Linked DNA regions of Homo sapiens: region 2 is linked to region 1. The links are chromatin contacts, found by Hi-C or POLR2A ChIA-PET in ENCODE. All regions are on one chromosome and are shown on one strand. The core of a region is the stretch at or near the end of the contact, and the rest is flanking DNA. Distances in the headings are between cores, read along the strand shown. Region 1 overlaps OGDH (oxoglutarate dehydrogenase). Region 2 overlaps OGDH (oxoglutarate dehydrogenase).

What was found. A loop is a pair of places that touch in the nucleus more often than their neighbours do. ChIA-PET counts read pairs that join two places held with the same protein, here RNA polymerase II (POLR2A). Pooled maps may share reads with other maps.
Region 2: a loop to region 1 is called in a map of heart left ventricle, with 6 times the contacts of the local background. The contact joins two enhancer-like sites. A Hi-C loop is called at or near these places in 4 of 168 maps with a recorded cell type or tissue (cardiac septum, heart left ventricle and psoas muscle) and 5 of 50 pooled maps. POLR2A ChIA-PET finds 5 or more read pairs at or near these places in 9 of 52 experiments (A549, B cell, GM12878 and 6 more).

The regions. Positions count from the first base shown.
Region 1 is chr7:44,653,144-44,655,974 of GRCh38, forward strand. All of the region lies in intron 4 of OGDH (oxoglutarate dehydrogenase), which reads left to right. Among named protein-coding and RNA genes, the nearest start is that of OGDH, 48 kb to the left of the region's middle. Within about 2 kb of position 1,478, at least 4 of the 41 ENCODE cell types and tissues checked have a DNase peak (open chromatin) inside an H3K27ac peak, as active enhancers do; they include heart left ventricle and psoas muscle, where a contact is called at or near this core.
Region 2 is chr7:44,692,576-44,695,413 of GRCh38, forward strand. It overlaps OGDH (oxoglutarate dehydrogenase), which reads left to right. Exons shown (of 23, transcript NM_002541.4): 11 at 1,250-1,429; 12 at 1,849-2,001. Among named protein-coding and RNA genes, the nearest start is that of ZMIZ2, 55 kb to the right of the region's middle. Within about 2 kb of position 1,361, at least 6 of the 41 ENCODE cell types and tissues checked have a DNase peak (open chromatin) inside an H3K27ac peak, as active enhancers do; they include heart left ventricle and psoas muscle, where a contact is called at or near this core.

The DNA of each region.
Region 1 (2,831 bases), core at 228-2,727:
AGTGCAGTGGTGCAATGTCAGCTCACTGCAACCTCCACCTCCAGGTTCAAGTGATTCTCGTGCCTCAGCCTCTCAAGTAGCCAGGATTACAGATGTGCACCACCATGCCCGGCTAATTTTTGTATTTTTAGTAGAGAAGGGGTTTCACTGTGTTGGTCAGGCTGGCCTTGAACTCCTGGCCTCAAGTGAGTCGCCCGTCTCGGACTCCCAAAGTGTTGGGATTACAGAGGTGAGCCACTGCGCCTGGCCCAATTTTATCTTTCAAGTGTAGCATTCGAATTAGTTTCCCACTTAAAAATGCCACTGTCTGTGGTTTCGGTATAAATTCTGAGTATAACTTTTCACAGTGACAAAAATGATTGAGATGTACTTTACTGGGTTTTTTGTTGTTGTTTTGTTTTTTGAGACAGTCTCTTTCTGTAGCCCAGGCTGGAATGCAGTGGCACGATCTCGACTCACTGCAACCTCTCCTTCCAGATTCAACCAATTCTCCTGCCTTAGCCTCCTGAGTAGCTGAGACTACAGGCATGCGCCACCACACCAGGCTAATTTTTGTATTTTTAGTAGAGACAGGGTTTTACCATGTTGGCCAGGCTGGTCTCGAACTCCTGACCTCATGTAATCCACCTGCCTAGGCCTCACAAAGTGCTGGGATTACAGGCGTGAGCCACTGTGCCTGGCCTAATTAAATTTGTTTTTTTTTATTTTTATTTTATTTTATTTTTTTTTGAGACGGAGTCTCGCTCTGTTGCCCAGGCTGGAGTGCAGTGGCAGGATCTCAGCTCACTGCAACCTCTGCCTCCCAGGTTCAAGCAATCCTCCTGCTTCAGCCTCCCACATAACTGGGATTACAAGCATGTGCCACTATGCCTGGTTAATTTTTGTATTTTTAGTAGAGACGGTGTTTCACCATGTTGTCCAGCCTGGTCTCAAACTCCTGAGCTCAAGTGATCCACCTGCTTTGGTCTCCCAAAGTGCTGGGATTATAGGCATGAGCCACCACGCTCCGTGAGATGTACTTTAATGTGAGATTTAAACATAATTAAAAGAGAATTAAAAACCAATTGTATAAATAAATGGGAAGAAAGTGTGAAACTTCTCTCCCATTTACCATTGATGTTTACAAATTGCTAATACCATTTTAGGAAATGAACGTGAGTTAAATAGTTAAAAAGTCAATTTAAAAGTTGAAAAATGTGGCAAAATGTCAACTACTTAGTTCTTGCCTTTCTCTGACAACCTGCTGTCATTAACAGCACAGCGAGTCATGACAAAGTTTCCACATATCCTCCTGACCTTCCAGGGCTCTCCGGTTTGTTCCTTTGATGGCTGAGAAAAATAAGCTAAAAATAGAGTTGACGTTTAATTAGCTTTTGTAATTTCAGAGTGATATAGAGCAGTTCATTTAGTAAGCATTGATTGCTATGTGCAGCGTGCTGTGTGCCACAGATAACCGAGGAGCTGGAGACGAGGTTTCCTAAGTGACTCGGGAGGGCGGGGCCAAGCTAAGAACATAACCAGGGTGGTTGAAGCCATGGGCGATATGGTCACCCTCAAGGAGAATGAAGCTGGCCAAGCAGACATCTGACATTTGAGAAGATTCTTTGACTGGAGATACCCAGAAACTGGTAAACCGAGTCCCCTAGTTCCCAGCGTCACATTCCTGCTTCTGTGCTTCACTTGGAAGTACTGTGGCCAAATCTCCATCCGCTCCCTCTCTCCTCCCTCACAGCACCTGCACTCTTCAAGAAGTAATTTACAATGCTTCAAAGCACTCAGGTGTTGGAAAATCTGTGTGCTTTCTGTAAATTGTGACAACCAGAATATCTTCTATTGTTCTCTTAACTCTCCTCTTCTTTGGTTTGTGTCTTTTGTTTGCCTTTTATTTTAAAAATATAAAAAAGTACAGATAAAAGAGCATTCACATACTCAGTACTAAGAATGTAAACATTTTACCACATTGCCTTTAGATTTTTAAAAATGGGTATGAGTATTTAAGGTTCCTTTCGAGGCCCTCCCCTGTGTAGATCCTTACCTGGAGTCTCCAGGGTAGCTAACATACACCTCACTTATGGCATCTTGACATGGTCTCATGTCTTGGTTTTGAAGATTGAAGGAGAAAATTTAAGATTCTTCATCCTTGCCTTAAGCAAAATATCGACATTTAGATATTCTGTTGTCTTAAGAGCCACTTGGCTCTGAGTTCTTCAGTGGTTGTTGTTCCCTGGGGGAAGGAGACAGTGTGGCTTGCCCAGGACTGGAGACTAGCCCCTGTCACAGCCCTAGGAAGCAGGCCTGTTTCTTGGGGTCTGAGTCTGACTTCAAAGGAAGCACTTGCTGGCCTTTCTCTGCACTCCCAGTACAGGGAGCATACCCAGTGACAGCACTCTGAGTGCTCAACCATCAGCTTCTCTGTGTGCCTGTGTTACTGCCTACCTTCCTGACCCCATCCCCCAGGCCCACAAGCCCAGACAGTAAGGGTCAGGAGCATGTTTTGTGTATCCAAATAAATGCCTTGATTTCACCAGTGGCTCAGAAAGCTGTTATGTATAGTAGAAATCCGATGAAAAGTTTACAGGTAGAAGGAAGTGTACAGCTGTGGAGATGCAGCTGTGGCTCTTGGGTTGTTTTCAGCTAGCAAGCACTTCTTTCCTAGTTTGCCTTCTTGAAATGGGAGATCAAGGAATCCTTCCATTCTTTAGAATTCTTCAAAATCTTACGGTTTAGAGTAGTCTGCCACCTGAATCTAGTGCTGAGAAATATCTGCTCTAAAAATTAGGCTTTTTCATTTTCTTTTCCTCAATTTTCATCTCAAAGTAGTGACTTCCCAG
Region 2 (2,838 bases), core at 111-2,610, 39 kb after region 1:
TTGTTCATGTTAGGTGAAGGCGTTAAGGATGAGCAGTGTGGTATTATCATGCTTTGTGTTTGAAATATATCATAAGATAAAAATTTAAATGCAAACCATAAAATTATGAATATATCATTAAATTTTGGTACATCTAACTGGTAGGGAATGTTATGAAGCCTTTAAATTTTCTTTTCTGGCTGGGTACTGTGGCTCACACCTGTAATCCCAGCATTTTGGGAGGCCGAGGCAGAAGGATCACTTGAGCCCCAAAGTTCAAGACCAGCCCGGGCAACATGGCAAGACCCCATCTCTACAAAAAAAATTTAAAAATTAGCTGGGCCTGGTGGTGCACACCTATAACACCAGCTACACAGAAGGCTGGCATGAGAGGTGAGCTACGATTGCACCACTGCACTCCAGTCTGGTTGACAGACCATGACTCTCTCTTTAAAAAAAAAAAAAAAATTCTTGCTGGGCGTGGTGGCTCACTCCTGTAATCCCAGCACTTTGGGAGGCTGAGGCAGGTGGATCACAAGGTCAGGAGTTCAAAATCAGCCTGGCTAACATAGTGAAACCCCGTCTCTACTAAAAATAACAAAAATTAGCCAGGCATGGTGGTGCGTGCCTGTATTCCCAGCTACTGGGGAGGCTAAGGCAGGATAATCGCTTGAACCCGGGAGGTGGAAGTTGCAGTGAGCTGAGATCACGCCATTGCACTCTGCTTGGGCAACAGAGTGAGACTTCGTCTCAAAAAAAAAAAAAAATTCTTAGGCTGGGCACAGTGCCTCACTCCTATAATAACACTTCGGGAAGCCGAGACAGGAGGATTACTTAGGCCCAGGAGTTTGAGGCCAGCCTGGGCAACATGGTGAGACCCTATCTCTACAAAAAATAAAAAGAATTAATCAAAATAATAGAAATAATAAGATCCCAAATTTAAGTATTTATTTACATATATATGCATACAAAGAAAATAATCTGGAAAGGAAAACATCAGAATATTTACCCCATAGCCTGTGGAATTATAGGTAACTTAATTTAACTTTTCATACTATGTCTTTTAAATTCTCTATGTTAAATATATATGGATTTTGTTATCAGAATAGGAAAAAACAAAGGAAAAGAAAAAGTGTAAACAGCCATTTTGGGGTACGTACTCAGAGTAGCCAGATGGCAAGTGCATGCCATGCCCGGCCTCAGCCCCGCCCTCTGGTCCCTGTGCCGGCTGTGCCAGGTGCCCTCTTGCTAGGCTACATGTTCCTTGCAGATCGGCTTCACCACCGACCCTCGGATGGCCCGCTCCTCCCCCTACCCCACTGACGTGGCCCGAGTGGTGAATGCCCCCATTTTCCACGTGAACTCAGATGACCCCGAGGCTGTCATGTACGTGTGCAAAGTGGCGGCCGAGTGGAGGAGCACCTTCCACAAGGACGTGGTTGTCGATTTGGTGAGTGACTCTGGGGACAGCACGTCCTGGGCAGAGCATCTGACCCACCCCTCTTGCCCTCGGCACCCCTGTGTCCCAAGGAGAGGAGCTTGTCTAGATGAGTCACCTCAGGGCTCTCTACTGCCAGGCCTCATGCTGGTTCCTTTGAGCTCCAAATAGTTCAGGCCTGTAAGCACCAAGGAATGCTTCCCAGGCAGGAGCTGTGGTGGTGAGGAGGGCCACTCCTCATTGACAGAGCAGCTCTACTGTGTGAAGGAGAGATACACAGAATCCTAATTCTAGAGAAGGTAAACTCCAGGGCAGGCATGAGGAATGAAGAACGTGGCCATCACCTAGGAGAGATGGGGCAGGTGCCTGAACAGCACTTCTTCCCAAGGGGCCAGCCCTTGTCTCTGACATCCTCTCACTGCTCTGAGCAGGTGTGTTACCGGCGCAACGGCCACAACGAGATGGATGAGCCCATGTTCACGCAGCCGCTCATGTACAAGCAGATCCGCAAGCAGAAGCCTGTGTTACAGAAGTACGCTGAGCTGCTGGTGTCGCAGGGTGTGGTCAACCAGCCTGAGTATGAGGTACGTCCCTGCGGCTCTATCCCAGTGCGCCTTTCCAGGGCTGGCGATGACTAGAAAAGGTGGGCCACAGGGCCAGTTCTCACTTTTGCCAGTTATGAGGATACACGTGAGAGGATGTGAAATATTTACAACTACAGCATTTCAATGCATAACTTTTTGGAGAATCTGGGCCACTGAGATGCTTTATAAAGGAAGTGGGCCTTAAACAGTGTTTTGGGGAAGGGAAGGGGATGTTTTCAGGTTGAGGTAGTAGCAGCCCAGTAGGTTTTCTCAGATTTCACAAATTGTGCATGGTTGAGAGGTGGGTGGTGGATCCAGCTTGGTAAGGGGCCTGTTGTAATCTGGATAGTAAGTGCTGGTTGGTTGTGAGTGGGAAGGCCAAGCAGCTGCCCTAGAGAGGGAGAGGGTGGGTGTGAGGAGCTATATCTGAGCATGGGAACAGGACAGATCCCAGATCAGAACAACCTGATAGCCTGTAGCCTATGCTGGAGACAGAGCTTTGTGAACCAGTTTTTTTTTTGTTTTGTTTTGTTTTTTGAGACGGAGTCTAGCTCTGTCACCCAGGCTGGAGTGCCGTGGCATGATCTTAGCTCACTGCAACCTCCACCTCCTTACTTCAAGCAGTTTTCATGTCTCAGCGTCCCAAGTACCTGGGATTACAGGTGCGAGCCACCACGCCTAGCTAATTTTTGTATTTTTAGTAGAAACAGGGTTTCCCCGTGTTGGCCAGGCTGGTCTTGAACTCCTGACCTCAAGTGATCTGCCTGTCTTGGCCTCCCAAAGTGCTGGGATTATAGGCATGAGCCACTGCGCCTGGCCTGGACCAGTTCTTAAGAA